2 separate regions of the Homo sapiens genome follow, and region 1 is linked to region 2. A link is a loop called in an ENCODE intact Hi-C map of the cell type or tissue named here. Cell type or tissue: K562. All regions are shown on one strand. Each heading gives the region's core, and the rest is flanking DNA. Links, peaks and the distances in the headings are about the cores only. Region 1 holds the start of LOC124906330 (a long non-coding RNA gene). Region 2 has its middle 43 kb from the start of LMLN-AS1.

What was found. Peaks named below come from ENCODE experiments on the same cell type or tissue, not always from the same donor. Only the 100,000 strongest peaks of a DNase experiment are listed, where the experiment ranks them.
Region 1: a loop joins it to region 2, with 5 times the contacts of the local background. A loop is called at or near these places in 19 of 110 quality-filtered maps.

Annotation. Positions count from the first base shown.
Region 1 is chr3:197,897,529-197,914,487 of GRCh38, reverse strand. DRC9 (dynein regulatory complex subunit 9) reads left to right here. Exons shown (of 12, transcript NM_032263.5): 8 at 446-607; 9 at 1,739-1,813. It overlaps LOC124906330 (a long non-coding RNA gene), which reads right to left and starts at 8,804. Exons shown (of 2, transcript XR_007096246.1): 1 at 6,050-8,804; 2 at 4,157-5,916. RefSeq lists enhancers at 643-1,274, 658-1,857, 12,691-13,191, 14,175-14,947 and a silencer at 8,290-8,339. In K562, for the core only: a CTCF peak has its summit at 8,339 (motif pointing left); a DNase peak (open chromatin) is centred at 8,257.
Region 2 is chr3:198,073,544-198,090,502 of GRCh38, reverse strand. It overlaps the pseudogene ANKRD18DP. Among named protein-coding and RNA genes, the nearest start is that of LMLN-AS1, 43 kb to the right of the region's middle. RefSeq lists a silencer at 13,411-13,705. In K562, for the core only: CTCF peaks have their summits at 9,392, 9,753 (motif pointing left), 10,146 and 10,357; DNase peaks (open chromatin) are centred at 9,422, 9,732, 9,992 and 10,412; H3K4me3 peaks cover 1,963 bases.

The sequences.
Region 1 (16,959 bases), core at 4,569-12,568, 170 kb after region 2:
ATAATCACTCTCTGAGATACTTCAGGCAGGTTGGGTGTTTGTATGTTTGTGTGTTTGTTTTATAGAAAGTAAAAAGTTGGAGATTTGACTTGGCCAAGTTCACACAGCTGGAGGCCTGGGTGGGAAGTCAGTTCTTTTGATCATTTTGACCAGTGTTCTTCCTACCAAAATGAGAAAGCTGTGTGGGACATACGGAGTACAGCAATAATGTGCCTGGGAACTAATCTCACAGCCCTGATGCGCCCTGATTCTTAGAAATGCTGTGTTACTCACTTTCATCTATACACTTCATGATTGTTGGCTAAATTTCCCATTGTGTGACAGCGGAAAAATAGTTCCAGTTCCTTATTGATTTATACGCATAAAAGGGAACCGTAAGCCGCTGACTGAACTGAATGGAGGTAGAATGTATTTTCAATTTAGAAACCTGGTCTTTCCACTACAGAGTCAGAATGAGTATATTGCTAACCTCAAGGACCAACTGCAAGAGATGAAGGCAAAATCCAACTTGGAGAATCGCTACATGAAAACCAATACCGAGCTGCAGATTGCCCAGACCCAGAAAAAGTGTAACAGAACAGAGGAACTCTTGGTGGAAGAGATTGAGGTAATCCCTGGGACATTAGCCAAGAACCCAGGAGATGGCAATTGAGCTGTCACTCCTGATCCCCTCTCAGCTAACAAAGGAGGGAGACAAAGATTTCCCTCCATCTCTATCGGCAACAGCCCCTCCACTTGAGGTTGAAAATAAAAGCCTAAATGAGGATATGCGTGTTCGCAAGCAGAGATTCCAGTGGGCTGTAGCCTCCATCTCCCGCCTCATAATGACTTTGAAAATTGGCTGCACTTTCTCTCCTTGGTCACTTCTTATTTTGGCAAACCAATCACCATTTTTCTGACTAATTATAGGGAGAGGGCAAAACGAGGTGCTTAGTTATGGCAGGATTTTGCTGCTGTTTCTTTCATCTAACCAGTACCTTTCACTCCTCCAGTAAGAAATACAGCATCGAGAGCGCTGAACTTCGTTCAAACCTGAGTTTATAGGATGAGAAGTCACGGTGAAAAATGCCAGGAGGAAGAAAGAAGTGGTAGATCTTCTTTGAGGGGAATGCTAAATGGCACACACGCACGCACGCACACACGCACGCACGCACGCACGCACACACGCAAAGCCAGGCACTAGTCCCAGCTAATCGGAGGTGAGGCAGTGAGGCAGGAGGATCCTTGAGTTTGAAGCCAGCCTGGGCAACTTCAGACTTCAACTAGGGAGACTCCCTTCTCACAAAAAAGAAAAGAAAACAAGAAAGAGCAGCAGGCAGATGGGAAGAGGGAAGCAGGAACAAACGTCCTTGGGCCGTGGAATCTGTGTGTGGGAGGACTCCTCGCTCTGAGACTGACGTGGCTCAAGGCCACGTCAACACTCTTCCTGGCACTCCGGAATCCCCCTTTTTAAGCCCCACAGCCTTGTGCCCTTGGAGCGCCGTTTCTGTCCTTCAGTGGGCACCTCTGTTCAGCTCACGGGATTGTGCTCGTCTCGTTAGGGACACACGCAGTCCACACAGTGCCGCGCCACGTGGCTCTGCAGTGTTGGTGAACAGGAGTTGCAGGGAACTGAAAGCCCGGGATCCCAGCTGGTAAAGGGAGCCTCAGCTACCGACCGAGCTGCTGCTCTCATCTTGAGAACTTCTGATTCCCAGCCCTGCGGGGAAGACGTACTGGTATCTGATTGTTCTTACAGAAACTCAGGATGAAAACCGAAGAAGAGGCCCGGACTCATACAGAGATTGAAATGTTCCTTAGAAAGGAGCAGCAGGTGGGTCCCCACAGCTTTTCTATGCTTTGACTTTTTTTTTGTACTCTGCTTATACTGAGGAAACAAAAAGAATATTTTGAAGGAAAACCAACCATCATTCTTTCAGCCTAATGAACTTTAGCTCATGTTTTCTTTCAGGGTTATGCATCTGAATAGATATCTTATATAGCTGTAATTTGAGAGAGTGCAGGTAAAATTTTGTTTTCTGCTTTTATCATTGAGCTTACATAAGAAATTTTTCGATTTCTATATTGCTGTATACTCATAATTTTCAAATTATGACTTAATTTATGACTTAAAATTTATTAAGTCAAATTATGACCTACAAATTTATGGGCTGGGCACAGTGGCTCACGCCTGTCATCCCAGCACTTTGGGAGGCCGGGGAGGGTGGATCACCTGAGTTCAGGAGTTTGGGACCAGCCTGACCAATATGGTGAAACCCTGTTTCTATTAAAAAATACAAAAATTAGCCGGGCATGGTGGTGCGCCTGTAATCCCAGCTATTCAGGAGGCTGAGGTGGGAGAATTGCTTGAACCTGGGAGGCAGAGGATGCAGTGAGCTGAGATCACGCCACCGTACTCCAGCCTAGGCAACAGAGCGAGACCCCGTCTCAAAAACAAAAACCAAAAAAAGACATAATTTTTAAATTAATTATTTTTAAATTATGACTATATTTAAAAATTTTTCCCAATAGTATAGTGGCCAATAAATAAAAAAGAAAAATAAATAAAGGCCGGACATGGTGGCTCACGCCTGTAATCCCAGCACTTTGGGAGGCAGAGGCCAGCGGATCACCTGAGGTCAGGAGTTCGAGACCAGCCTGGCCAACATGGAGAAACCCCGTCTCTACTAAAAATACAAAAATTAGCCAGGCATGGTGGCGGGCGCCTGTAATCCCAGCTACTCAGAAGGCTGAGGCAATAGAATCGCTTGAACCCAGGAGGCAGAGGTTACAGTGAGCCGAGATCATGCCACTCACTCCAGCCTGGGCAACAGAGCAAGAATCTGTCTCAAAAAAAAAAAAATTTACTAATCTTTTACACTATAAAAATAACATTCCCAGTTGAGTGAAGATTTTTAAAATTACTCATTGCTTTTCATTTTTTATGTTATTACAGTTTCTTTATAAAATAATTGAAAATTGTGTTTAACGTTCCATTGAATGGTTGTGCCACAGTTTATTTGTTACACTTTTTTTTTATATTTAGGTTGTTTCTAAAGTTTGTTATTATAAATAATGCACTCATTAAAGCTTTGCCCAAAGAACTGTTTTTCTTCATGGCAACTATTTACTAAAAGCCAATCTCAGTCATGAGATTTTTGTTTCAGAGACTAGTATTTTGTGACTTTTAATAAACATTGCTAATACTCTCGAATCTGTGCTGCCGTTAGCAGTGTTGCAGGCAGTAATTTCAAGGTCTCTTCAATATTAGTAGCCATTTTCAATATTTTTCAAAGTCTGCTAATTTAATGAGTTGTTTTATTTTTTATTTTTGCTTATTAACAGGTGAACATAACATTTTTCCACATGTTTACTCAATTTATTTCTTCTTGTGTGAAATATATATGACACGGTGGTTTTAAGAGCATTTTCAATACTAATAACCAAGCTGGGTCTATAATATATCTAAGGTTAGAATTATGTCTAAGTCTACCTGGAGTCTTTCTTTCTTTTTTTTTTTTTTTTTGTTTTGTTTTTGAGATGCAGTCTTGCTTTACTGCCCAGGCTGGAGTGCAGTGGCGTGATCTTGGCTCACTGCAACCTCGGCCTCCTGGGCTCAAGCGATTCGCCTGCCTCAGCCTCCTGAGTAGCTGGGATTACAGGCGCACGTCCAGCTAATTTTTGTATTTTTAGTAGAGATGGGGTTTCACTGTGTTGACCAGGCTGGTCTAGAACTCCTGACCTCAGGTAATCCACCTGCCTCGGCCTCCCAAAGTGCTGGGATTACAGGCGTGAGCCACCGTGCCCAGCCCCAGCTGGAGTCTTTCAAAATAACCCTATTGGATGAATAAAGAGAAAATTTTCCAGCTTAGTTATAATACAGCTTGCCTTTGGAAAAAGCTAATGAGTTTTCAGTCAAGGATTCCAAATGTGTGGTTAAAGAGGAGAATTTGTAGATGCTCTCTTGCAGGTCTTTACTGAAAAAAATACCTGGTAGGCTATTAGAATTAGGGTTCTGTAGCCCTGCACTTTAAGAATTATGTATCATGTTACCTGTTTCAAGTGTGAGATACCTGGCAGGTGTTGGATATTTATCAGTGAGTTGGTAGATAAATGGATCACGAAGGGATGACGCCAGAGTTTCCCAGATCTTCAGCCCAATAACACAAGCAATACATAAGTATATATTTTTTTATTTTTTATTTTTTAGGGACAGGGTCTCTCTCTGTTTCCCAGGCTTCAGTGCAGTGGTGCCACCATAGCTCACTGCAGCCTCAAACTCCTGGGCCCAAGTGATCCTCCCACCTCAGCCTCCTGAGTAGCTGGGACTACAGGTGTGCACCACCACGTCCAGCTACAATTTCAGACAGAAATACATAGGTTAAAGAAAGTGAAAGCCCTCTTAAATTACTCCCCTTTCTGAAGGGAAGTTTCTTCCACATGTATTTCTTTTCATATACATACTTATACCTAAAAACATACCTATTCTCAGTGGTGGTTTTTTGTTTTGTTTTGTTTTTGAGAGGAGTCTTGCTCTGTTGCCCAGGCTGGAGTGCAATGGCGCGATCTCGGCTCACTGCAACCTCTGCCTCCAGGTTCAAGTGATTCTCCTGCCAGCCTCCCGAGTAGCTGGGATTACATGCACCTGCCACCACACCTGGCTAATTTTTGTATTTTTGGTAGAGATGGGGTTTCACCATGTTGGTCAGGCTGGTCTTGAACTCCTGCCCTCAAGTGATCTGCTGGCCTCAGCCTCCCAAAGTGCTGGGATTACAGGCATGAGCCACTGCACCCGGCCTAGTATTTGTTTCTTAAGTAAATTGGATCATGCTATATATAGTGTTCCAGAGCCTGTTGTTTTCTTCTTACATTTACTTTGTTTTTAATGTTTTCTGTAGCAGTACAGCTGATTGATAGAATATATCTCACACTCAGAATATACTGAAATTTAGTGAACCATTCTGTCAGTAGATTTAGGTTGTTTCCAGGTTTTTCTGTGATAACATTGCGAAACCTTCTTGGTTCTGTCTCTAAGTGTATGGTATGTGGAAAGGTATTTCTTTTGTGTATTGCTGTGGATTTGTTAAACCCTCTAATGGTTTTTCAGTGGATTCATTTGGATTTCCTAGGTGGAAAATCTTACTGCATGCAAATAACAATTTTATATTATCCTTTTTATTATTTATATGTCTGTTTTCATTTCATGGCTTGTTGTCTAGCTAGAAAGTCCAGTGTACTTGTTGGTTGTAGTAGTGACAATGGGGAATCCTTTTTCTATTATTGGTTGTTAATACAACACCACTGTTCTGGTGTTTTAGTCAGGATTACACATGAGTTTGTCATAGTCATGCCAAGTTACTGATATGCAAGTTAGAGCACTCACAGGGAAAGAACAGGACCCTGAAACTTGGAATGAGAACACCTGCTCAGATTCGGATGAAACTGGCAAATCACTTTAAAGCTCCCTTGGCAGCGGAAGTACCCTGCCCTCCTGTGTCTGAGGACACCGCACTTCCTTTGCCTGAAGATCCTGTGATAACTTCATCTGGGAGGATGCCTTGGAAAGGGTTGCTCGCTCTTCAGACCTGGTACAGTCACCCCTGTGATAACTTCATCTGGGAGGGTGCCTTGGAAAGGGTTGCTTGCTCTTCAGACCTGGTACAGTCACCCCTGTGATAACTTCATCTGGGAGGATGCCTGGGAAAGGGGTCACTCTTCAGACCTGGTACAGTCACCACCCCTGTGATGACTTCATCTGGGAGGATGCCTGGGAAAGGGTTGCTCGCTCTTCAGACCTGGTACAGTCACCACCCCTGTGATAACTTCATCTGGGAGGGTGCCTTGGAAAGGGTTGCTCTTCAGACCTGGTACAGTCACCACCCCTGTGATAACTTCATCTGGGAGGGTGCCTTGGAAAGGGTTGCTTGCTCTTCAGACCTGGTACAGTCACCCCTGTGATAACTTCATCTGGGAGGATGCCTGGGAAAGGGGTCACTCTTCAGACGTGGTACAGTCACCCCTGTGATAACTTCATCTGGGAGGGTGCCTTGGAAAGGGTTGCTCTTCAGACCTGGTACAGTCACCCCTGTGATAACTTCATCTGGGAGGATGCCTGGGAAAGGGGTCACTCTTCAGACGTGGTACAGTCACCCCTGTGATAACTTCATCTGGGAGGATGCCTTGGAAAGGGTTGCTCTTCAGACCTGGTACAGTCACCCCTGTGATAACTTCATCTGGGAGGATGCCTGGGAAAGGGGTCACTCTTCAGACCTGGTACATTCACCCCTGTGATAACTTCATCTGGGAGGGTGCCTTGGAAAGGGATCGCTCTTCAGACCTGGTACAGTCACCCCTGTGATAACTTCATCTGGGAGGATGCCTTGGAAAGGGCTCACTGTTCAGACCTGGTACAGTCACCCCTGTGATAACTTCATCTGGGAGGATGCCTTGGAAAGGGTTGCTCGCTCTTCACACCTGGTACAGTCACCACCCCTGTGATAACTTCATCTGGGAGGATGCCTGGGAAAGGGTTGCTCTTCAGACCTGGTACAGTCACCCCTGTGATAACTTCATCTGGGAGGATGCCTGGGAAAGGGGTCACTCTTCAGACGTGGTACAGTCACCCCTGTGATAACTTCATCTGGGAGGGTGCCTTGGAAAGGGTTGCTCTTCAGACCTGGTACAGTCACCCCTGTGATAACTTCATCTGGGAGGATGCCTTGGAAAGGGTTGCTCTTCAGACCTGGTACAGTCACCCCTGTGATAACTTCATCTGGGAGGATGCCTTGGAAACGGCTCACTCTTCAGACCTGGTACAGTCACCCCTGTTGTCACTGGATCCATAACTAGGGTCAAATCTTAGCATGTTACAGTGGGACATAAAACTCAGATAACTAACTCAGAAGGAAATCACTTACACACCAAAAGAATGGTAAGATTTTGCTAATAAATATTGGAAGAAACCTGGGAAACATGTCGAGTTGATTCTAAGAGTGTTAGATCCAACAGGGTAGGCTATCACACTCCATTTGTTTAATTCATTGATATAGATGCACTTACCAGAGAGTCTGGATTTCATGGTTTAGCTTGAGCAGCAGGAGGTGACTCAACATTTGCCTACATTTGATGAGGTGGAGATGTCAGAGCTTCCCTGCTATGATTTGGGGGAGAGAATCCAAAGATGTAGGGAGACAGGAATGTCACAGTGGATTTATCATGTGTGACTTACACGTCTACCACCAAGCACCCATTCCTAACCATGAGAAGGCCCAGAAGACACTTCTTTACTAAGACATTGAGAAATAGAATAGTGAGGGGAGCATCTGCCTCTCTAAAAGCTCTGTGCTTGCTTTCCTACATAGGCAGGTGTGACCCTAAGGATGTTGTCATTGAGATGAGCTTCCTGGTATCAGTGGGGTGATGGGATCCTGAAGTGCCTCCGGATAATTGGGAGCACTTAATTGTCAGAGATAAGGTGGGCACATTTACCACGAAGGGCGGCAGAGATGTAATCAGAATGCCTTTGGCCACTGGGATTCTTGGCAATGGCTAATGAATGATGGTATCTCTAGGAACAAAATTGTTGGGCTGCCTACTCAAGTATAACAGAAAAAAATTCTGGGTCTGGTAGCCAGAAACCTGATTTGAATCACCACAGCAGAGAGTCACGGCCTCTCCCCTAGCTCTTAGGACTGAGTCAGTTCACAGCCCCAGGGCCCCTTTATGAACTGGGGTGTGAGGGTGTGGGGGGATTTCCCCCAAAGAATGAACTCTGCAGCCCTGCTGCAAGTACCTACTGTAAGTCTCCCTCTAGGCCCTACTCAGAAGACCTGTGCTATTTACAGAGTGACTGTGCACTGGGGAAAGCAAACTACCCAGGCCTTCTGAGATGACTGAAGCATTGGCTCTGAATTGATGTTCATGCACGGGGACCCAAAGTGACAGCGTGGCCACTAGTCAAAATGGGAGATTAATGGTGGTTAGGTGACAGATACCTTACTAAAAGTTTTTTTTGTTGTTTTGTTTTGTTTTCCTAATCTGGATGCGTACTCAATTAGGGAAAAAAAAAAAAGAAAAACAGTTTTTTTGTCCATTGAGTTATTTTTTCTCCTTTAATATGTTAATAAAGTAGAATACATTGAGAGAGTTGCTGATTTGAGTCATCTTTAAATTCCTGGGATAAACCCTACTAGGTCATAACGTGTTTGGCCAGCAGGAATCCTCCTGCGCGGTCTCAGTAAAACGTGTGGGTGGACAAGTGCGGCCGGGTGTCCCACCCACATACCGCTGGCAGCCGCACTCTGGTGACCGGACAGTGAGACGCCCTCCTGTCGTGTGCCTCCAGCGCCCTCTACTGACACAGCTTAGCATTTTGTCAGCTGGCAAGAAAAACGTTCACAGCAAGCATCCACTTTCACAAAGCAAAGAGGTGGATTTGGAGCTGACAGGCAGTAAATTGGTAACTGCCACAAATGAGTTTTTTTTTTTTTAATCATCAACTGTGAGATTTACTCTGTAGGTTTCTGGTAGACAAGCTTTATCAACTTCAGGAAGTATCTTTTTTTCTTGTTAAAAGTTTTTCTTCTCATCAGGATGAGTACTCAATTTTGAGATGGATTTTTTTTTCATTAATTGAGATGATATTGTTTTCTCTTCTTTAATATGTTAATAAAGGGAAATACATTAATAGACTTGCTGATGTTGAGTCATCTTCAAATTCTTGGGATAAACCTTACTCGATCATAATGTGTTATTCCTTTTTTTTTTCTTCTGAGATTGGAATTTTGTTCTTGTTGCCCAGTGGCACGATCTCAGCTCACCGCAGCCTCCGCCTCCCGAGTTCAAGTGATTCTCCTGCCTCAGCCTCCCGAGTAGCTGGGATTACAGGCGCCTGCCACCATGCCTGGGTAATTTTGTATTTTTTTTAGTGGAGACAGGGTTTCTTATGTTGGTCAGGCTGGTCTCAAACTCCTGACCTCAGGTGATCCACCCGCCTCAGCCTCCCGAAGTGCTGAGATTACAGGTGTGAGCCATCACACCCGGCCTGTTATTCCTTTAATAGACTGCTGAAAAACTGATTTATAGACTTAAAATTGTTTCTATTTTAAACTCTTTTCTTTTTCTAATTTTTAATTTTTGTGGGCACATAGTAGGTGTATATACTTATGGAGTGCATGACGTACTTTGATACAGGCGTGTGACACGTGGGAGTCACATCAGGGGAATTGGGGTCTCCATCACCTTGAGCCTTTATCCTTTGTGCTACAAATGATCTCATTACACGCGTTTGGTTCTTTTTAAATTTACAATTAAATTATTGACTATGGTCGCCCTGTTTTGCTACCAAATGCTGGGTCTTATTCATTCTTTCTACTTTTTTGTACACATTAACCATCCCCACACCCTCCGCATCCCCCACTACCTTCCCAGCTTCTGGTAACCACCCTTCTACTCTCGACCTCCATGAGTTCAATTGTTTTAATTTTTAGCTCTCACAAAGAAGAACATGTGAAGTTTGTCTTCCCCTGCCTGGTTTATTTCACTTAACATAATGACCTCAGTTCCATCTATATTGTTGCAAATGACACAATCTCATTCTGGGCCGAATAGTACGCCATTGTTTATATGTCCCACCTTTTTAAATTTATTTATTTATTTACTCCTTTTTGAGAGGGAGTCTTGCTCTGTTGCCCACAATCTTGGCTCACTGCAATCTCTGCCTCCCAGGTTCAAGCAATTCTCCTGCCTCAGCCTCCCGAGTAGCTGGGACTACAGGTGTGCGCCACCACGCCCAGCTAATTTTTGTATTTTAGTAAAGATGGGGTTTCTCCATATTGGCCAGGCTGTTCTCAAACTTCTGACCTCAGGTGATCTGCCTCGGCCTCCCAAAGTGCTGGGATTACAGGCATGAGCCACCACGCCCGGCCCCACCTTTTCTTTATCCGTTCGTCTGTTGGTAGACACTTACATTGCTTCCAAATCTTGGCTATTGTGAACAGTGCTGCAATAAACATAGGAGTGCAGACATCTCTTCCACATCTAATTTCCTTTCTTTTGGGTATATACCTAGCAGTGGAATTGCTGGATCATATGGTAGCTCTATTTTTAGTTTTTTGAAGATCCTCCAAACTGTTCTCCATAGTGGTTGTGCTAATTTACATTTCCACCAACCAATACCGTACCAGGATTCCTTTTTCTCCACAGCCTTGCTAGCATTCATTATTGCCTGTCTTTTAGATACACACCATTTTAACTGGGGCGAGATGATGTCTCGTAGTTTTGATTTGCATTTCTCCGATGATCTGTGATGCTGAGCACCTTTCTATATGTCTGTTTGGTGTTTGTGTGTCTTCTTTTCAGAAATGCCTATTCAGATCTTTGGCCCTTTAAAAAAAAAAATATATATATATATATATATATATGTATGTATATATATATGTATGTATATATATATATGTATGTATATATATGTATGTATATATATATGTATGTATATATATATGTATGTATATATATATGTGTGTGTGTATGTATGTATGTATATGTTATACACATAGAGAGAGAGAGAGACAAGATCTCACTATTGTTGCCCAGGCGGGCCTTGAACTCCGAGCTCAAGCATTCCTCCAGCCTAGGCCTCCCAAAGTGCTGGGATTATAGGTGTGAGTGACTACACTCGGCCCTTTTGGCCCATTTTTCACATTATTAGATTTTTTCCTATAGACTTGTTTGAGCTCTTCATATATTCTGTTTATTAAACCCTTGTCATATAGGTAGTTTGCAAATATTTTCTCCAGTTCTTTGGGTTGTCTTTTCACTTTAATTGTTTTGTTTGCTATGCAGAAGCCTTTTATATTTTATATATTTATTTATTGAGACAGAGTCTTGCTCTCTCGCCCAAGCTGGAGTGTAGTGGCACAATCTTGGCTCACTGCGACCTCCGCCTCCTGGGTTCAAGAGATTCTCGTGCCTCAGCCTCCCAAGTAGCTGGGACTACAGGAGTGCACTGCCATGCCCGGCTAATTTTTGTATTTTTAGTAGAGGTGGGGTTTCACCTCTGGCCTTGAAGTCCTGGCCTCAAGTGATCCACCTGCCTCAGCCTCCCATAGTGCTGGGATTACAGGTGTGAGCCACCACACCTGGCCTGTGCAGAAGCTTTTTAACTTGATATGATCCATTTGTTCATTTTTGCTTTGGTTGCTCGTGCTTGTGGGGTATTACTCAAGAAATCTTTGCCCAGTCCAATGTCCTGGAGAGTTTCCCCAGTGTTTTCTTTTAGTAGTTTCATAGTTTGAGGTCTTAAGTTTAACTCTTTAACCAATTTTGATTTGATTTTTGTAAATGGTGAGAGATAGCTGTCTAGTCTAGTTTCATTCTTCTGCATATGGATATTCAGTTTTCCCAGCACCATTCATTGAAAGGACTATCCTTTCCCCAGTGTTTGTTCTTGGTACCTTTGTCAAAAATGAATTCAGTGTAGATTTATTGATTTGCTTCTGGGTTCTCTATTCTGTTCCATTGGTCTATGTGTCTGTTTTTATTCCAGTACCATGCTGTTTTGGTTACTATAGCTCTATAGTATAATTTCAAATCAGGTAATGTGATTCTTCCAGTTTATTTTTACTCAGGATAGCTTTGGCTATTCTGGGTCTTTTGTGGTTCCATATAAATTTTAGGATTGTTTTTCTATTGCTGTGAAGAATGTCATTGGTATTTTGATAGGGAGTGCATTGAATCTGTGGATTGCTTTGGGTAGTAATGTACATTTTAACAATATTGATTCTTCCAATCCATGAACATGGAATATCTTTCCATTTCTTTTATCCTTTTTTCTTTTGTCTTTCCTGTGTATTTTCAAATAGCCTGTCTTCAGGCTCACGAAGTCCTTCTTCTGCTTGATCACTTCTGCTCTTGAGACTCTGATGCCTTCTTCAATATGTCAATTGCATTTTTCAACTCAAGAGTTTCTGCTTCTTTTTAATTATTTCAATCTCTGTTAAGTTTATCTGATAGATTTCTGAATTGTTTCTCTGTGTTATCTTGAATTTCTTTGAGTTTCCTCAAAATGGCTATTTTGAATTCTCTGTCTAAAACGTCACATATCTTTGTTTCTCCACGATTAGTCCCTGGTGCTTTATTTCATTTGTTTGGTGAGGTCATGTTTTCCTGAATGGTCTTGATGCTTCTGGATGTTCATCGGTATATGGGCATTGACGAATTACGTATTCATTGTAGTCCTTGCAGTCTGGGTTTATTTGTACTCATCCTTCTTGCAAAGGCTTTCTAGGCATACGAAGGGACTTGAGTGTTGTGGTCTAAGCCGTACCTCATTAGGGAACACTCCAAGCCCCTAATTCTGTGGTTCATGCAGACATGTAGAGGTATCACCTTGGTGGTCTTAAATAAGATCCAGAAGAATTTTCTGGATTGCCAGGGAGAGACTCTTGTTCTTTTTCCTTACTTTCTCCCAGAGTCTCTAACTCTTTGCTGAGCTACCTGGAGCTGAGAATGGGGTGACACAAGCCCCCTGGTGACCACCACCACTGGGACTGTGCTAGGTCATACCTGAAGCCAGCACAGCACCTGGTCTCACCCAAGGCTGTAACCACTACCTGGCTACCACCTATGTTCACTCAAGGCCCTAGGACTCTACAATCAGCAGGTGGCGAAATCAGCCAGGCTTGTATCCTTCCCTTCAGAGTGGCCAGTCCCCCCAGGCCCTGGGCGGGTCCAGAGATGCTGTCTGGGAGCCAAGAGCTGGAGTCAAAAACCTTAGAAGTCTACCTTATGCTCTAAACTCCTGCAGCTAAGCTGGCCTTCAAGCCACAAGACAAAGTCCTTCCTCCTCTTCCATCTGCTTTCCACATGCGGAGGAGCCGCTGCTCATGGCCACTACTACCACAGGCCCATGGAGAGTGCCGCCAGGCTACTGCTGATGTTCAGCTAAGGCCCAAGGACTCTCCAGTCAGTTTGTGGTGAATGCTGCCAGGCCTGGGACTTACTCTTCAGGGGAGTGGGCTACCCTCTTGCCCAGAACAGGACCAGAAATGCCATCCAAGAGTCAAGGCCTTGGGCCGGGGGCGGTGGCTCATGCCTATAATCCCAGCGCTTTGAGAGGCTGAGAGGGGTGGATCACCTGGGGTCGTGAGTTTGAGACCAACCTGGCTAACATGGTGAAACCTGGTCTCTACTAAAAATACAGACATTAGCCGGGCATGGTGGCAAGTGCCTGTAATGCCAGCTACTTGGAGGCTGAGGCAGGAGACTCGCTTGAACCCCAGAGGTGGAGGTTGCAGTGAGCCAAGATCGTGCCACTGCACTCCAGCCTGGGTAACAGAGTGAGACTCCATCTCAAAAAAAAGAGTCAAGGCCTGAACTGGGGACTCCAAGAGCCTCTTGGTACTCTACCCCATTATAGTTGAGGTGGTACCTAGGGTGTAAGACAGAGTCCCCTTTTACTTTTTCCTCTGCTTTTCTCAAGCAGGAGTCTCTCACCATAGCCACTACCATGTCTTCGAAGGCAGCACATCTCAAGAGTCTCACCCAAGGCCCATGGTGTACCCCTGTGGACCCCTGCTGGTTATTCAGGGCCCGGGGGCTCTTTCGTCAGTAGATGATGAATCCTGCCAGGACTGGGCCCTCCCCTACAAGGCAGTGGGTTCCCTTCTGGCCCAAGGTGTGTCTAGGAAGGCCACCCAGGAGCTAAGGCCTGGAGTGGGGGCCTCATGACTCTGCCCAGAGCCCTATTCTGCTGTGGCTGAGCTGGTATCCTCTGCCCAGTGCCCTATTCTACTGCGGCTGAGCTGGTATCCTCTGCCCAGAGCCTTGTTCTGCTGTGGCTGAGCTGGTATCCTCTGCCCAGTGCCCTATTCTACTGTGGCTGAGCTGGTATCCTCTGCCGAGTGCCCTGTTCTGCTGTGGCTGAGCTGGTATCCTCTGCCCAGAGCCTTGTTCTGCTGTGGCTGAGCTGGTGTCCTCTGCTGAGTGCCCTGTTCTGCTGTGGCTGAGCTGCTATCCTCTGCCCAGTGCCTTGTTCTGCTGTGGCTGAGCTGGTGTCCTCTGCCCAGTGCTCTATTCTGCTGTGGCTGAGCTGGTATCCAAGATGCAAGACAAAGTCCTCTGTACTCTTCCCTCTCCTCAAACAGAAGAAGGGGAAATCTCTTTTAGAGGCTGCACTGCCTGAGGTTGGGGGATGGGTGACACAAGCACTCCCTTAACCACCATGGCTGGTGTCTCACTAGGTCCAAGTCCCCCAAGTCCACAGGCACCAGGACCAGGGCTTGCGTAAGGGTTGTAGAGGGTCGTAGTCCTCCTGGCCTAGACCGCCTTTCAAGTGTATTGAGGACCCCAGAGCGGCGTAGCCCGAGATGCTGAGGCTTGCTGGGACTCGGGTCCCACTGCTAGGCTGGGCGGTTCTCCTCTGGCTGGGGCTGGTCTCAGTGCTCCCTCCATGGGTGGGCGTCACCCGAGTTCAACCCGGTTTTGCTTTTTCCACTGTGACGGCAGCACTGAGTTCAATGCACATCTCAGGTGCCGCGCCCGCCCTCCCACAGCTGCTCAGATCCTACCCGTGCCGTGTGGCTGCTGCCAGGGGGTGGAGAGTGTCGTCAGCAATTCAAAGCCGTCTTTCCTACCCTCTTCAGTGCCTCTTTCAGCAAAACGAAGTTAAAACCAGGTACTGCGATTGCTTACCTGATTTTTGGTTCTTATGAAGGTGCTTTTTTGTACAGATAGTTGTCAAATTTAGTGTTTCTGGGTGGTGGGGGGAACTATCAGTGGAGGCTTCTATTTCGCCCTCTCACTCTGCACAGCCTCTGCTGCATTTTCTTTCTACTGATTTTCATTTTTCTTTTTTTCCTTTTGATATCTTATCTCTCCCTTATTTTGTGTTGTCTTGTGGCATTCTTGGGTAAACACAAGATCAATACCATGGATTTTTAAAATTTTTCTTTGAGACAGGGGTTCTCACTGTGTTGCCCAGGCTGGTCTTAAACTCCTGGGCTCAAGCAATCCTCCCACCTCAGCCTCCAAGGAGCTGGGATTCTAGGTACCTGCCGCCACAGCCAGCCTAGACTTTTACTTTGTGTTTATATATTCCACAAGTGAGATTAACCTGTAGGTGTATTTTTTGGTGCTGCTTTGTTGAATTGCTGTCAGAGTTATGCTTGGCAGCGTGAATTGGAAGCTTTCCATCTTTTTATGCTCTGAAACATAAAAACAGAAAACAAACCAGATTATTATTATGATTTTATTTTTTAGCTAATGCCTTCTTCAGTGAAAACATTATCTATTCCTTGAAGCTTGATAAAATTCAATCATAAACAATTTTGTCTGGTTATATTTAATTGGAGCTATTTGGCTACCTTTTCAACTGTAAAAAAAGGATTATTGATCTTTTATCTCTTTATGAGTCTTTTTTGTAACTTACGTCTCCCTAGAAAATAATCTGTTTCATCTAAACACTGATTTCAAATTTATTAGCATAAAGCTATGCCCTATAGTTTTTTTTACAATTTTAAAAAGTCCTTTATTTCTGTAGTAATGAAATCATTTTCATTAACTTTTTAAAAAGATGTGCCTTCTTTCCTTTTTTCTTACTGAAACTTGTTGAAGGTTTGACCATTTTATTGATCTTTACAAAAACACCATCTGATATGGTTTGGTTCTGTGTCCCCACCCAAATCTCACCTTGAATTGTAATGATCCCCACATGTCAAGGGCGAGACCAGGTGGAGATCATTGAATCATGGGTTGGTTTCCCTCATGCTGTTCTCGTGATAGTGAGTGAGTTCTCACAAGATCTGATGGTTTTATAAGGGGCTTCCTCCTTCGCTCGGCACTCGTTCTCTCTCCTGCCATGATTGTAAGTTTCCTGAGGCCTCTCCAGGCATGCTGAACTGTGAGTCAGTTAAAGCTCTTTCCTTTATAAATTACCCAGTCTCCGATATGCCTTTATCAGCAGTATGAGAACAGACTAATACACCATCTTTTGCTTTTCTTGAGCAAATCTGCTTTTTCTCTACCACACTGGTTTTTGTTTTGAGTAATTTTCTTGCACTTTCTTTGAGTTTATGTTGCTAATCTGTCTAGTTTCCTAAATGTTCAATTCATTTATTTTCACTTTTTTATTTTCTAGTAAATGCATGTAAACCAATATATTTTCTGAGTACTATTTGGCTGTAATTTACAGGATCTGATATATAATGCTTACATTGTCATTCCTTTCCAAATGATTTTTAGTTTATAATTTGTTATTTCCTTTGTAACTCAAGAATTATTTAAAAGGGTGTTTCTTAAATGTCTGGGTACTTGGAGGAGGTGAGGGAAGAGCGTAGGCTTCCTATTCCTCACAACAGCCCCGTCACTGGAGGTTCTATTCTTACTGTCTTGCATTGTGGTCTCAGAATGTGAAATGTAAGATTTATGCTTGGCTGGGCACAGTGGCTCATGCCTGTGATCCCAGCACTTTGGGAGGCCGAGGCAGGTGGATCACGAGGTCAGGAGATCGAGACCATCCTGGCTAATATGGTGAAAGCTCGTCTCTACTAAAAATACAAAAAAAAAAAAAAAAATTAGCTGGGCGTGGTGGCGGGTGCCTGTAGTCCCAGCTACTCGGGAGGCTGAGGCAGGAGAATGGCATGAACCCGGGAGGCGGAGCTTCAGTGAGCAGAGATTGGGCCACCGCACTCCAGCCTGGGCGACAGAGCGAGACTCTGTCTCAAAAAAAAAAAAAAAAAAAGGTTTATGCTTGTTGGAATTTGTCAAGCTCTTATTCGGATTTATGGTTATGGTCAGACTATGTAAATATTCCATGGGTGCTTGAAACAGTGTGCAATCTCTGTTACAGACAATATTTTATAAATGTCTATTAGTCTAGCTGTCAGATTTTTCATTTTGTTACTTATTTTGGCTTACCTGACCTATTAATTTCAGAGATGTGTGATAGTTTCCTAAGATGATTGTGGATCTGTTAATATCTTG
Region 2 (16,959 bases), core at 6,028-14,027:
GATAGATCAAAATAAAAATCAATGACATAGCACATAGGTACTAAATATAAAAATATGCCTAATTTAGGTTATTTAAAAAATAATGTACTTTCAAATAAGAAAGAGTGAAGTATGATAACATGAAAATATACACTATGCTTAAGCAGTGCTCAAATCAAACATGTAAGAAGAGTCTTCAAATATTTGCTAATTCCAATATGAGAAGGCTTTCATGGAATCTAATTTGGAAAAGATTAAGAAAATTCATTATTTAAGTTTAAATAAAAAGAATATATATCTGAACCAAAATATCATAGAGCAAAGAAAGGGGGTCAGAAAAATAGAATAAACCTTACTTTAGATATTTAAGGGTTTTTTTATGAGTCACTTGAAAATTAGTATCTAGATTATTATTATTATTATTATCATTATTATTATGTAGCTTCAAAGTTTTCCCCACAAACTATTGGGTTGTCATTGTTTACTTAAGAGTCTTAGGCAAACATAAATTTTCAAAGATCCAGTTTCTTCTTCTATGATAATCTTCCTCAGCCTTGATACATTGAGATCTGGCCTGGACATTTCTTTGCTCCCAGACGTTGTCCCATTTTTTGTTTATCTGCGTCTCGGGTCTTTACCCACTAGATGCCACTGTCTCCTACCCCATCGTCGTGACAACCAAAAATGTCCAGGTTTACCTCGGGGGACAAAATCATCCCTGTGGAAAACTGCTAGCTGAATATATATATATATATATATATATATATATATATATATATATATATATTTTTTTTTTTTTTTTTTTTTTTTTTTTTTTGGGACAGAGTCTCGCTCTGTCTCCCAGGCTGGAGTGCGGTGGCGCGATCTCGGCTCACTGCAAGCTCCGCCTCCCGGGTTCACATCATTCTCCGGCCTCAGCCTCCCGAGTAGCTGGGACTACAGGCGCGTGCCAACATGCCCGGCTAATTTTTTGTATTTTTAGTAGAGACGGGGTTTCACCGTGTTAGCCAGGAAGTTGCTAATATTAATAGTACCTATACCATAGATTTATTGCAAAAAATAAACAAGGTTAAACTATTACGTGGGTCATGGGGTTGTTGTGAAAATTAATTGTAACAAAGTTCCTAACAAATAGTAAATGATCAAGAAACGTTCGTTATTATTATTTGACTTCAGCCCTTTTTTATGCCATAAAACAGTAATACCCAAGTTCTCTTCCACTTCTTAAATTATATGATTATTTCAGGTTATATCTAATATATCTAATCAGATTATATCTAATTCGTTATAAAATCAGTTGAAACTTTTTCAGCGAAGATCACTGAAGTAAAATAAATACAGATCGTAATTTTTAAATTGTCCTGTAGTCACAAATAGGAAAATGAAAATAGATGTATTTTATATGTAAGATAAAAGTACCTTATGGGAAAGGAAGAATATGCATATGTATTATTTACAATTTTTATAATATTTATTATAATTAAACGCTGCATGAAAGCTATTAATAGTACTTATTTTTACACAGAGTAAGAAACTTTGAGACACTTTTCCCTTTTGCGTTCTATTACTTTTTATTACATATACATATATAAACATAACTTAAAACTTTCTCATGGGGGCTTGCCAGAGCTTCTGTTTAACCTCAGTCATGAAGAGCTCTCTTAATTCTGCCAATTCACGAGAACAAAAGACTTGCTTGTGCTGAAAGCCATTACAAATTGGAGACATGGGTTGATGCAGTATTCCCAAGTGGGGTGTTTACATAGTGCCCAAAATCCAGAGAACCATAACCAACACTGCGATGCTTTTATATGTCAGCTGGTACAAAATGCAATAATTTACCATCTTGTCCTCTACATGGAAGGTATCCTGAATTACTGAGGGCAACCGCAAACCTAAAATATTTACCAGTGAAAGGCCAGTCTCAAGACTGTAGGTTTTATGTTTCAGATTATGGTTTATTGTTCACATTCCTGTACAAGAGTATCAGAAAATGACATTTCTTGCTCACTAGGGCTGATAAATCTGATATCATCAATATAGTGATCAATATTTTGGTCTTTGTAATTTTAAGACTATTAAGGTTACTTCAGGTCATATTATAACAAAACACAATCATAGCCCTGGGCAAGACAGCAAATATGTTCTGTGGTCTACCCTGGTGAATGAAAATACCTTTTATCTGTTTTCATGAAGGGGATAGAAAGTGATATTTGTCAGATCATAGATGCAAAACCAAGAGTAGAAGCTGGGTTGAGCTGTTAAAATACAGATACTACATAATATCAATACACAGCAGATGCATTTGGAATTATCAGTTGCTGACATTTACATGATTCCCCCATCATCCTCCAGATTCAAAATTTTGCATGGGTCATTCCAGTACATTAAATGGGGATGTGCTAGGGACTTCGACACCTGCACCCCTTTTATCTTTGAGAATGCTATTATTACTGCCATCTTATTCGTTGCTGATTTTCTGTTTTCATGAGAGAATGTGATGGTGAATTTTATGTTAACCATTTATGTTTTATTTTACCATTTCCTATTCCATTTTATGTTTTATTACTTTTATTTTTTTACTGGCTTATGGGGTACCCAGAAAACTGTGAGACTGATTTTGGAGGAACTTGGCATTTGAATCAGTAAACTGAGTAAAGATGACCTGCCCTTAGCAGTGTGGGCAAGCATCACGCAAGCTTTGAAGGCCAGAATACAACAAAACGGCAGAGGAAAGGCACATTTGCTTCCTCTTCTATAACAGCAATATCCATCTTCTCTTCCCCTGAGGAGCTCCAGTTTTTGAGCGTTTGGATGCCAGGACTTACACCATTGACTCTTCTGGTTCTTAGTCTTCAGACTCATTGAATTACATCACTGGCTTTCCTGGTTCTCCAGCTTGCAGATGGCATAGCATGGGACTTTTTGTCTTCCATAATTGTGTGAGCCAATTTCCACAATAAATTTTCTTTATTTATCTCTTTTTGTCTCTCTCTCTCTCTCTGTCTCTATCCTTCTGTCTCTCTGTGTGTTTGTGTGTGTGTGTGTGTGTGTGTGTGTGTGTGTGTGTGTGTGTCCTATTGATTCTGTTTCTATGAAAAGCGCTGCCTAATACCGGAACTTTTGCTTGGTCTTCCCTACCATAATTGATCTTATTCTACATTTCAACAAACCAATGCAATTTCTGTAAGTTGCTGTGTACATCCATTTCAATTATGTCCTCGATGACCAGGGCAATGAACACAGGGTAGTTTAACAAACCCATTAGACTAATGTGAGAGAAAGGCGGACCAGAAAGCCATTTATCAGCTGATCCCTGAAAATTCCAATTATAATAGGTATCTTAATGGCATTTTTGTGTACCCTGGTATCAGTGTCATCTAAGCCCTGGTATTTAAAAGTTCTTGAAAGATCTGGTGAAACTATCCCTAATTATAATAGTTTTAGAACATCTTTGGAGGTGGTTTTGGAAAGTAATTATTACATCATTTAGGCAAAGGTATGGATGTAAATGTGCCATGCAAATACTAACCCTACATGGTGTGCCCATATTAATATTAGATAAAGTGGTCTTCAAAACAGGAGTACTGCCAAAGATAAAGGTGTCAGGTCATAATCAAAAAAGGCCAGTTCATAAAATTAACAATCTTAAATGGATGAACCTAATGAAACTTCAAAATGTGAAACAGACATCAACAGAGTAAAGGTGATGATAATCAGATCTACTTTTCAAATGTCTGTGGAACATTAATCAAGATAGATCAAGTACTGGACCATCAAATAATTCTCACTAAATATAAAAGAAATTAAATCATAGACAGTTTGTGCTCTGAGCAAAACAGGACTAAATTAAAAATCAATAACAAAAATATGTTCAGAAAAACCTTAATATTTGGCAACTGAGCAAATAACTTTTAAATAACAATGGATATAGAAATAATTATCAGATCTGTATTTAAATTTTTTAATTGTGTTAAAATTTTAACAATTTTAAGTACATAATTCATAGCATTAAGTACATTCCCAGTGTTGTACAACCAGCATCTCCATTTCCATCACAAAAAGAAATAAAGTACCCTTAAACAGTAACTCACCATTACTTCCTCTCCCCAGTCTCTGGTAAACACTAATCTTCATTCTGTCTTCACAGATTTGCCTGTTCTAGATATTTCATATCAGCAGAATCATACAACATTTGTCATTTCATGTCTGGTTTACTTCACTCAGCATCATGTTTCCAAGTTTCACCCATGTTGCATGTATCAGAACTTCATCCCCTTTAATGGCTGAATAATATTCTATTATTTATGTATTATATTTTGTGTATCCATTCGTTGATGGACAAGGGTTGTCTCTGGCTATGGCGAATAATGCTGCAATTAACTTTGGTGTAAAAATATCTGTTCAAGACCCTGCTGTCAACTTTTTTGTGTATCATACCTAGGAGTGGAATTTCTGGTTCTCTGTGTGATTCTGTGAGGAAGTACCAAATTGTTTTTCACAGCAAGTGCATCATTTTCTATTCCTAGCAGCCAGTTCATGAGGGCTCCAATTTCTCCACCTCCTTAGCAACATTTATTTTCTGTGTCGTTGTTATGAAAGCCATACTAGTGGAAGCAAAGTGGCATCTCATTTTGGTTTGGTTTTCCATTTTATCAATGAATAATGGTGTTGAGCATCTTTTCTTGTTCTTATTAGACATTTGTTTATCTTCTTTGGAGAAACGTCTATTCAGGTCCTTTGCCTATTTTTTAATTGGGATGTTAGAAATTCTGTTGTTGAGTTTTGAGATATTAAGCTTTTATCAGATACACATTTTTCTTTTATCAGATACATATTTTCTCACATACTATGGGTTGTCTTTTCATTTCCTTGATAGTGTCCTTTGATGCATGAAAGTTTTTGATTAAATCTAACTTATGTATTTTTTCTTTTGTTATCTGTGCTTTTCTGTCATATTTCAAAAAACACTTAAGACTCAAAGGTCATGAAGGTTTCCTGTGTGTTTTCGTCCAAGAGTTACACATTTTAGTCCTTATATTTAAGTCTTCTGTTAATTTAGAGTTAATTTTTGTATATAGTGCAAGGCAAGGGTCTAACTTCTCTCCTGTGCACTGATACCCAGCTGTTGAACAGACTGTTCATTCCTCCATTGACTGGTCTTGGCCCCCTTGTTGAACAGTCGTCGACCATATATGTGAAGACTAATTTCTAGGATCTCAATTCTATTCTATTGGTCTAAATGTCAATTGGTCTTATGCCAGTAAAACACTCTCTTGATTACTGTAGATTTGTAGCACGTTGTGAATCTGGAAAATGTGAGTTTTCCAATGTTCTTTTTCAAGATCGTTTCATCTATGTCAGATCCTTTGAGTTTTTGTATGAATTTTAGAATGAGTTTCTCTGTTTCTGCAAAAAATGTCTTTGGGGTTTTGATGGTATTGCATTGAATCTATAGATTACTATAGATGGTATTGACATATTAACAATATTGTCTTACAATCCATGAACACAGAATATCTTTCCAGTTATTTCAACTCTCTTTAGTTTCTTTCAGCAAAGTTTTGTGTATACCACCATAGTTAGATTGATGCCTGAATATCTTATTTCTGGATGCTATTATAAATGGGATTTTAAAAATGTTTTGATAGTTCATTACAACTATATAGAAATAAAACTAATTTGCATATGTTTGTCTTGCATCCTGCCTATTTTATTAGTTCTAATGGGTTTTGTGTTTTCTTTGGAGATTCATAGATATATGATAATGTGTAGATATAATTTTACTTCTTTTTTTATTTCTAATTTAGATGCCTTTTATTTCTTTGTCTTGCCTAATTTCTCTGGCTAGAACTGCCAGTGCTATGTTGAATAGAAGGGGCAAAGTCACCATCCTTGCCTTGTTCTAGATGTTAGGGAAACAGCTTTCAGTGTTTCATCATTGAGCATGATATTAACTGTCAGTTTTTTATATATCCTAGTGTCATATTGCAGAAGTTCCTTTCTATGCCTAGTTTATTGAGTATTTTTATCATAAACGGGTGTTGTATTTCATCAATGTTTTTTCTGCATCAACTGAAATAATCATGTGCTTATTCATTTTACTATTATAGTATATTACACTGATTTTTTTTTTTTTTTTTTTTTTTTTTTTTTGAGACGGAGTTTCGCTCTTGTTGCCCAGACTGGAGTGCAATGGCGCGATCTCGGCTTTGGTATCAGGATAATGCTGTTATCAAAAAGTGAATTAGCAAGTATTCCTTCTTCACACATTTTGTCGGAAAAGTTTGGGAAGAAATGGTGTTAATTCTTCAAATGTTAGGTAGACTCACCAGTTAATGAAGCTATTTGGTCATAAATCTTTCTTTGTTATATCGCTTTCGATTACTAATTCAATCTCCTTGTCTATTCAGATTTTCTCTTTCTTCTTGAGCCATTTTGGTAGTTTGTGTCTTTCTAGCAATTCATCCATTTCATCCAGGGCACCTAATTTGTTGTTATACAGTTGTTCACAGTATAGTCCTATAATCCTTTTTTATTTCTGTAAAGTTGGTAGTAATGGTGCCACTTTCATTTATGATTTTAATACTGAGTCTTCCATCTTTTGCTCAGTAAATATAGTGAAAGGTTTGATCTTTCAAAGAATCAACTTCTAGCTATGTTTATTTCTTCCACTGCTTTTCAACCTTCTATTTTATTTATTTATGCTCTAATCTTTATTATTTCTTTCGTTCTTCCAGCTTTGGATTTAGTCTTTTTTTGTTTTTTCTACTGCCCGTAGGTATAGAGTGAAGTTACTGATTTGAGATTTTTTCTTAAATGTAGTTGTTTATAGCCATACATTTTCCTTTGAATTCTACTTTCACTGTATGCAATAAGTTTTGGTATGTTTTGTTTTTATTTTAATTTGTCTCAAGATGTTTTATAATTTTGCTTGTGATTTATTCCTTCACTCACTGTTAGTTTAAGAGTGTATTCTGTAATTCCCACATATTTGTGAATTTTCCAGTTTTCATTTTTTATGTATCTGTTGTTTCTTCCATTGTGATTGTAAATTATATTTTGTATTATTTCAAGGTTTTAAAAATGATTAGGACATATTTTGTGGACGAAGATATGGCCTATCCTAGAGAAAGTTCCATATCCGCTTGAAAAGAATGTGTATTCTGCTGTTGTTGGGTGGACTGTTCTCCATATGTGTATTAGCTCTAAATGGCTTATACTGTTGTTCAGGTCTTCCATTTCTCATCAAGCTTCTATCTGGTTTTTCTATCCATTAATTTTTTAATTTATTTTATTATTATTATACTTTAAGTTTTAGGGTACATGTGCACAATGTGCAGGTTAGTTACATATGTATACATGTGTCATGCTGGTGTGCTGCACCCATTAACTCGTCATTTAGCATTAGGTATATCTCCTAATGCTATCCCTCCCCCCTCCCCCCACCCCACCACAGTCTCCAGAGTGTGATATTCCCCTTCCTGTGTCCATGTGTTCTCATTGTTCAATTCCCACCTATGAGTGAGAATATGTGGTGTTTGGTTTTTTGTTCTTGCAATAGTTTACTGAGAATGATGATTTCCAATTTCATCCATGTCCTACAAAGGACATGAACTCATCATTTTTTATGGCTGCATAGCATTCCATGGTGTATATGTGCCACATTTTCTTAATCCAGTCTATCATCGTTGGACATTTGGGTTGCTTCCAAGTCTTTGCTATTGTGAATAGTGCTGCAATAAACATACGTGTGCATGTGTCTTTATAGCAGCATGATTTATAGTCCTTTGGGTATATACCCAGTAATGGGATGGCTGGGTCAAATGGTATTTCTAGTTCTAGATCCCTGAGGAATCGCCACACTGACTTCCACAAGGGTTGAACTAGTTTACAGTCCCACCAACAGTGTAAAAGTGTTCCTATTACTCCACATCCTCTCCAGCACCTGTTGTTTCCTGACTTTTTAATGATCGCCATTCTAACTGGTGTGAGATGGTATCTCATTGTGGTTTTGATTTGCATTTCTCTGATGGCCAGTGATGGTAAGCATGTTTTCATGTGTTTTTTGGCTGCATAAATGTCTTCTTTTGAGAAGTGTCTGTTCATGTCCTTCGCCCACTTTTTGATGGGGTTGTTTTTTTTTTCTTGTAAATTTGTTTGAGTTCATTGTAGATTCTGAATATTAGCCCTTTGTCCGATGAGTAGGTTGCGAAAATTTTCTTCCATTTTGTAGGTTGCCTGTTCACTCTGATGGTAGTTTCTTTTGCTGTGCAGAAGCTCTTTAGTTTAATTAATCCCATTTGTCAATTTTGGCTTTTGTTGCCATTGCTTTTGGTGTTTTAGACATGAAGTCCTTGCCCATAAATGAGGTATTGAAGTGTCCAACTACTACTATAAAACTGCGGGGTTATCCTTTTGATCTTGTTAATTTTTTCAGCTTTACTGAGGTTTAATAGAGAAATAAAAATTGCACATATTCAAGGTGGACAGTGTGATATGTTTATATATGCACATTCTGAAATGATTACCAAAATGAAGTCAATTAACATGTTAATTACCTCACATAATAGTTACCTTTTCGTGTGCATGCATGGGATAAGAAAACTTAACTCCATCCCCAGTGACTGCAGAGTGGCCATTCCAGCTGCTCCAGGCTCCGGCAGAGGAAGAGCGGGGCGGGTGGCACCACCAGGGGGGCCCACAGGCCTGGCGCGCACGCGTTCTGGAGCCCACCCAGACCATGCTCCGCCGCCTGGGCGCCCAAGCTGCAGTCGCCCTCTGTGTGCAGGCAACAACTGCCTGGTAACTCCCGAGCCTGCTCGCGCTCCCAGCATCGCAGAACCAGGGCCAGGTGTCCCGAGGGCTGCGGCCAAGCCAGGCATTCTGCCCGGCGGCGGCTGCACAGGGGCGAGAACTGAGAACCAGCCGCTCAACCCCATCGGGGTGAATGCCGAGTGCCCATGCCAGCGGCCTCGAACTCCCTGCGGTGGAGGAGTGGGGCGGGAGGTACGTCCTGGGGACCCTCAGTTGGGCGCGCTGGCGATCCCGGGGCCGCCCAGGCCATGCCCCTCCAGCCCGCCTGGGCACCCAAGCTGCAGCCGCCTTCTGTGTGCAGGCAGCAGCCTCCAGGCAACCCCCGAGCCCGCCCGCACTCCCAACATCTCAGAACCGGAGCCAGATGTACCAGTGGCTGCGGCCGAGCCAGGCAGTCGGCCCTGGGGCGGCTGCACAGGGGCGGGAACCCGCCCTCAGCCCCATTCCCGGTGGCTGCAGAGGGCCCCTGGCTAGCGGTCCGGAGCTCCGGCAGAGGAGGAGCCGAGCGGGGGCAGGGCCTGGCAGGCTCTCAGGCCAGGTGCACTCGCGATCCAGAGGCCGCCCAGGCCATGCTCCGCCGCCTGAGGGCCCAAGCTCCAGGCGCCCTCTGCCTGCTCGCAGCAGCCGCCTGGCAGCTCCCAAGCTCGCTGGAGCTCCCAGCCTCGCAGAACCGGAGCCAGATGCCGCGGCTGCAGCCAAGCCAGGCGGTCTGCCCGGCGGCGGCTGCACCGGGGCGGGAACTGCCCCACAGCCCCATCCCTGGTGGCTGCGGAGGGCCCCTGCCAGCGGCCCCGATCTCTCTTCGGAGGAGGAGCGGGGCGGGGGTCACGGCCAGGCGGGCCCTCAGGCCGGGCGGGTTGCGCGCCTGCGACTACGGGACGTCCCGGGCGAGCCCAGGAGAACCCGCAAGCCAGCGGCGCCTGCGCCCGAGCCGCAGCCGCCCCCTGCCGGCAGCGCGGGCTTGGGAGCGGCTTCCGGAGTCCGCGCGGGCGCTGAGCTGCAGGCGCGCGCCTAACGGCTTCGCGGGCTGAGAGGTCAGAGGCTGCGAGTGTCGCTGCTGAAGGCTGTGGTGGACCCGGCCGGGTCGCGGATTCTGAGCTACATCTCGGGTTTGGGGTTAGGGTTAGTGGAAAGGCCACGAGGAGCCGCGGGGGCTCAGGAGCCGGTGGTGGGCGTCTGAGGAGAAGTCGCCCCATGAGGAAGCTCTTCAGCTTCGGGAGACGCCCGGGCCGGGCGGTCCTGGGCTCCATCGACCACGAGTACCCGGGTCCCGCGTACCACACCAGGGACGCGGAACTGCGGAAGATCCACAGGGCGGCCCTCAAGGGCGACGCCGCGGAGGTGGAGCGCCGCCTGGCGCGCAGGTGCCGGGACGTGGATGCCCAGGACAGGTAGCGGGGGCTCAGCCGGGGTGGGAGGGGGTCCCCAGGCCCGGCTTCCCCGCAGCCCCGCAGCCCCTGGGACGGGGGCCTTGGAGGGCGCTGGGCACCCTCAGAGCGGCGGAGCCAAACGGAGCCTCAGCTGCGTTCCATCGCTGGCAATTCCCCGCCTGGAGCACTTGGTGGAGAAGTTGAGTGATTCAACTCACAAAGTTAAGCATATACTCGTTTAAAACGTGGGGTCATGGAGGTGCTTAATGAGAACTCATTCCCATGTCAAAAATACCATGAGTCATGTTCAGTAGGCGGAAAGTTCTCAGATAAAAGCCTGTGTCGGTTTTACATCCGAATCCACCCAGGTAGACAGGTTCTTTACTGGAGCTTCTTAGAGGGACACTTGGAAGTGGGAGGCGGGTTCCTTGAATGGGAAGACTCGGTTTTCTCAAAACATGAGCTCTTTCCATGTTTATCAGTTTTACATAAACCGAATGAAAATATCAAGGATTTATCATTTTTGCACGACATCTGCTGTCTTAATATTGTGATGACATTTAAAAATTTTTATAATGGAGTGAAAAAAAGACTTGCTCCTCTAGATATCAAAATGTGCTATTAATTCCCACAATTATTTACTATCAGCTGAAAAGACATAAATACATGGAACAGAATGGAAACCCAGAAACACTGAAATATATGTAAGATATAGATGTAAGGACTGATAATGGTAACATTTCAGATGAGTAGGAAGGGTTGAGTTGTTAATAAAATGCCTGCTCTTTGAAGAAAACTAATGAAATTTTATGTCACAAAAATGAGTTCCTGATGGAATACAGATTGAATTTTTTACATATGCAAAATGAGAAAAGTACCAGAAGAAAACACAAATGCTTATTTATACAGGTACATTTTACATTGCCAAAGGCCTTCCTAAGAATGACCTCACAAGCAGGCATTCTGAAGGTTGATTTAGCAAACTAAAAATTAAAACCCCCAGGCCAGGCGCAGTAGCTCACGCCTGTAATCCCAGCACTTTGAGAGGCTGAGGTGGGCGGATCATGAGGTCAGGAGATCGAGACCATCCTGGCTAACACAGTGAAACCCCATCTCTACTAAAAATACAAAAAATGAACCTGGCATGGTGGCACGCGCCTGTAGTCCCAGCTAGTCGGGAGGCTGAGGCAGGAGAATCACTTGAACCTGGGAGGTGGAGGTTGCAGTGAGCCGAGATCGCGCCACTGCACTTCAGCCTGGGTGACAGAGCGAGACTCTGTCTCAAAAAAAAAAAAAAAAATTAAAACCCCCCTGTGTATAAGAAAAAAATTAACAAACGATAACATACTTGAAAAATATTTACTATGTATATGTTTTTACTAATATATATATAAATAGATATTCAGATGAAAAGTGTATCTTCATCCTACAGGGAATTTACTTTTTATTATATATATTATGATATATAACTGATTATACATATAAAAAATTGTATATAATAGTGACATAATGTTATATATATCAGTTATTTATATACAGATAAAAAGCACATCTTTATTTTATAGGGAATTCTTTCAAATCAAATCCACAAGAAAAGAACTCTAAAAGTGAGCAACGTACTTTTCTGCAGATCCACAAGTTACTTATGTACATAGGAAAAAGTCCTTAGTGTTTCTCGTAAAAGAATTTAAGTTAAAAGAGGAATGAGACTCTTTTCTATCCACAATGTTTGTGAGAATAAACAGCAGTGGTACTTACACTGCTGCCTAAAGTTTAAGTTGCTGATGACTTTTCAAATAGATAATTTGGTGGTAATTACCACATTTTAAAAATGTATATGCCATTTACCTATCAATTCCATTGTATTAAAATACCTTTAGAAAATAGAGATACGTGTACTTTGTTTTTCTCAGCATTTATGTTAAAAAGAACCCTCAGAATGTGTCCTATAAATAAGTTTCAGTTGCATCCATAGGATGGAATAATATGTGACCATTGAAAGTGACAATAGATATAGAAGTATGGGAGGTTCCCTTGATGCCAGGAGTTTGAGACCAGCCTGGGCAACAAAGCAAGATTCCTTCTACAGGTTTTTTTTATAATTAGCTGAGCATGCTGGTGTACTCTTGTGGTCCCAGCTACTCAGGAGGCTGAGGCAGGAGGATCACTTGAGCCTAGGAGTTCCAGGCTGCAGTGAGGAAATATATGAAATATATGTAATATACCATTAATATATGAAATATATGTAATACACCATTAATATATGAAATATATGTAATACACCATTAATATATGAAATATATGTAATACACCATTAATATATGAAGTATATGTAATACACCATTAATATATGAAGTATATGTAATACACCATTAACATATGAAATATATGTAATACACCATTAATATATGAAATATATGTAATACACCATTAATATATGAAGTATATGTAATACACCATTAATATATGAAATATATGTAATACACCATTAATATATGAAATATATGTAATACACCATTAATATATGAAATATATGTAATACACCATTAATATATGAAATATATGTAATACACCATTACACTCCAGCCTGGGCAACAGAGCAAGACCCTGTCTCAAAAAAAAAAAAACCAACAATCTAACAATTATTGAGTTGTTGCTTGTTCTAGAAATGGTTCTAAATACTTTACATAGATTCCCATTTAAGCATCACAATGGTGTCCTGTGAACTAGCTGCTATTGTCATCTTTATTTTATTAATGAGGAAAATGAGGCACAGAAAGGCTAAGCAATACCTGGTACGTGGCTGAGTTCAAAGTAGAACTCAAGCCCCAGCTGAACTGAATCCAAACACCAAGCTCATTCTGTCCAAATAGGCTGCTGTTTCATTAAGGGAGTGAGCAGTAAGAGCTAATAAATGTACTTTCTTCAAAAGAAAATTATTTGTTTTGAAGGCAGAGGAATGCTCTTCAATGTTTACAATGACATGAACCATTGTAGGTTTTGAGATACTGCACTACAATTTCCTGAAAACCCCTCTCACTCTCCTAGGACTGTTCTACATTTGGCCTGTGCCCACGGCCGTGTGCAAGTGGTCACTCTCTTGCTGAGCAGAAAATGTCAGATCGACATCTGTGACAGACTAAACAGGACGCCTTTAATGAAGGTATACAGCAGCCAACTCTCTCAGCACGAAAAAGATTTCACTAAATACATAGAATTAAAATGAATGTATCTCATTTAAATATAACTAGTTGGTGAAACCTGTGGAATATGTATTTTGAATTCTTAGAATTTATAGTCTAAGTTTTCATCTAACACTGACAGGCTGTATATTGCCAGGAAGAGACGTGTTCCATTATTCTGCTGGAACATGGCACCAGTCCAAACATTAAGGACGTCTACAGCAACACTGCTCTTCATGATGGTAAACATTGAGGATGTCTACGGCAACACTGCTCTTCATGATGCTGTCTATGATAAGGGGACTTCACTGGCAGGAAGCCTGCTTTCCCACCATGCAAATACTGAAGCACTAAACAAGGTATAGATCAATCAACTTTCTTTTCAAAATATTTGTTTTAACATTGACATAGGTAAGAGTCAATTTTTCATATTTGGATGATCAGGCATTCCTGAATGAAAATATTTTGAAATAGCTTAATTGTCTCAGGTTTTACTTTAAATATTGATACTTTTAAAGAAGCATTAGAGGGCACAGCTTGTTTAGTGCACTTATGGGAAGTATTTGTGAATTTGTTAAGGTAAAACTTCTTCAAGTATTTGTTTCCTACCCCAGGTGTATTTTTTTTTCTAATTACGTAAAACACACACACACACACACACACACACACACACACACACACACACACACGCAGACACAGGAAAAGAATTTACCCTGGAAATAGGCTTTATCTTAAAACTCAAAACAAAACTGAAGCAACTTGCAATAAATGGAAATCTTGCTGCTGCTGACAGTTTTCTCAAAAAAAAAAAAAAACTGATGTGCCTTTCAGTGGCAAAGTTTAAGAGGGAAAAATGGGGAAGGAAAAGGAGAGCAATCAAAAACATGTAGGTCACTTGGAAATTAGGTAATGAGGAAAAATGCTAATAAGAGGTTTTGTTTTTTAGTTTGTTGTTTTTCCAGTTTATGTATTGAGACAAAGTGCTCTTCAGCTTTGGGGTAATTATTTTTGGTTTGGTAAACAAAGTGATTGAAACTTGCTTAAAGATTAATTTTTAGAGGACTCTGAGGAAACCAGATTGGCTGTGAATAGCTGGTGATGCAGTGAGAAACACTTCAGCAAATGATCGAACGAATTAGTGACTGACTTATTACCCATCCTGGCAAAAACAGCCACTTAGCCAAGAGTCCAAACTCTCCTCTCAAATCTAGAATGTCTTGGTGGGAAGGTAGGAGATAAGGAGCTTATAAATAGCAAAATCAAGTGGGATTTCGAGTTTACTTGTCCCTGTTCTACCCATAGCCAGGAAAATTAACTGGAGTGTTAATAAATAACTCTATCTCATACTCTTTTCTCTTTTTGGCCACATCCCAAGCTGATAAAGGATATTGGTGGTGTGGGTGAGTGATGAAAGTGAAGTGATTGTAGTAATTCTCAGCAGTAGTAATTCTCTGCAGTAATTCTCAGCTAGAATTGTGCATTACAGTGACCTGGGGGAATTTTGTTAAAAGTGTACAAATGTAGGCTTTCCCCTGAAGATTTTGATGTAACTGAGCTAATAAGGTCTGAACAGGTATGGTTAAAAATATTTTCTTGAAGCCGCACACAGTGGTTTGTTTCTGTAGTCCCAGCTACTCAGGAGGCTGAGGTGGGAGGATTGTTTGAGCCTAGGAGTTTGAGTCCAGCCTGAGAAACATAGTAAGACTCTTGTCTCTTACAACAACAACAGAAAAAAAAAACACCTCAGGGTTTGAATACACTCCTGATTGAGAACCACAGAGTAGGTAAGTGCAGTATATAAATTCCCGTATCTCAAAAACATAAGAAATCTCTAAAAGAGTTGGCATTTGATAGGTGCTACTTTCTTCAAAGTTCTCCTTTCCAATAATGTTAGCCTGACTTATCTTTCTCTACATTTGTGACTGGAAAGTAAAAGGAAATATTGCTGGCAATATATCTCAGCTTACAGAAACACACCTTTTCCTTCCCACCAGGAATCATTCACTGCCATTCAGAGAGCCTTTAGCAATTTGCTTGTGGGTAATCTTTCAATAGGTAAAGCCTGACCCTTTCACAATTTCATGTTCCTTTGTCACCATTCAAGTGATTATGTGTCAACAAATGTTCATTACAAGTGAAATTTTCTCAATTAGATTAGTAGCAAATCCTGAACCGTTTTTTTTTTTTCAGTTGAAATTGTATTATGGACTATGTCAGTATGTCTGTTAAGTTTATAGAGCTTTGGCACAATCAGGATGTCAGTTTTAAACACTGAAATCCATGAAGTCGGTGAGAATACTATAGGAATTCTTTTAATAAGTTAGTTTCGGCAGTCTTATGATCTAATTATCTATTTGGTTAACAATCTGGGAAAATAATATACAAACAGATTTCAAATGAATAAATTTTGGGAAAATTCTTCAGGTGGGTATTATGAGTCTTAACAGCAATTTTTATTATATATATATCAGGGGCTGATTTTTATATAAAACACATGATACTAGAGACAGAAAAAGTTTCACATGCAAATACTTGGTTTATACAAAATCATTTAGTACACATTCATGGAAACTATAAATACACAAGGGCTATAGTCTAACTGTGGCACATAGATTTGTTCATTTGCCTCTTTAAGTTGAGTTAGCATGTGAAATTTAGTAGACTCATGCAGAAATCTGGACCTCAGGCCTGTCTTAAGAATCAAATCTGGTGTCCCCGGAACCGCATCACTGCTTGGTCTGCTGTGCAGAGGTTGCCCTGTGTAGGAGGCACAGATTCTCCAGTTGGCTTCTGTGCCCACCTGAGTACTTCACTTACTTAGGTCATCTCCTCATCCTTATAAGTATTTGAGTTTACAACTCCTGTTTTATAGTATATTTTCATAAAGATTTCAAGATTTTCAAGACAGTGTATATTGGTTTATAATATATAGTCTATAGTTTATAAATCCCTCAATTATGGGGTTCAAGTTTAGAATTCAAAAGTTTTTTTTAGCTCTTTTTTATATGTATACCACAAGTAGTCATCTGCTCATAAGAATGCCTGGAAGCCTTTTTAGGTTATTCCTGGTGAGAGTTGGCTAGTTTATGAATATTGCAAACATTATGTCATGCTTCTCAACAATGTCCCTTAAAAATGCAAGTGACTTATTGGCTTTTATTATGCTAGAAATAAGCCATATACATCAATATTAAAACTTTTATTGATAAGCCATTGTAATTTTATTTCTGATTTACATTTTGCCTAAAGTAAAAAAAAAATGTTAAATAGCAATTTGAATGGAAACCAATACAAATGGATTTAAAAAGTAAAGTTGCATTAGCATCCCAGGGTTATCATTATAATTGAGAATAAAATTTCTTACTGAGCTTTGCTTTTTTAATATTTATTTTCAAACACTTTTAACCTGTCTCTCTTACACAGAATATACTGAGCTTTCTAACAGTTAAGATAAAAATCTATCCTCTTGTATTAGGAGAAATCCCATGGACTATTTAATAATAATGAAAATAAGTGCATTGAAGCCAGTCTCTCTTAATTCAGAGCTCATTTCCTTAGTGACCCATTCGGATCAGGAGTGCCTGACATTGACATTGGATCCTGACACCATT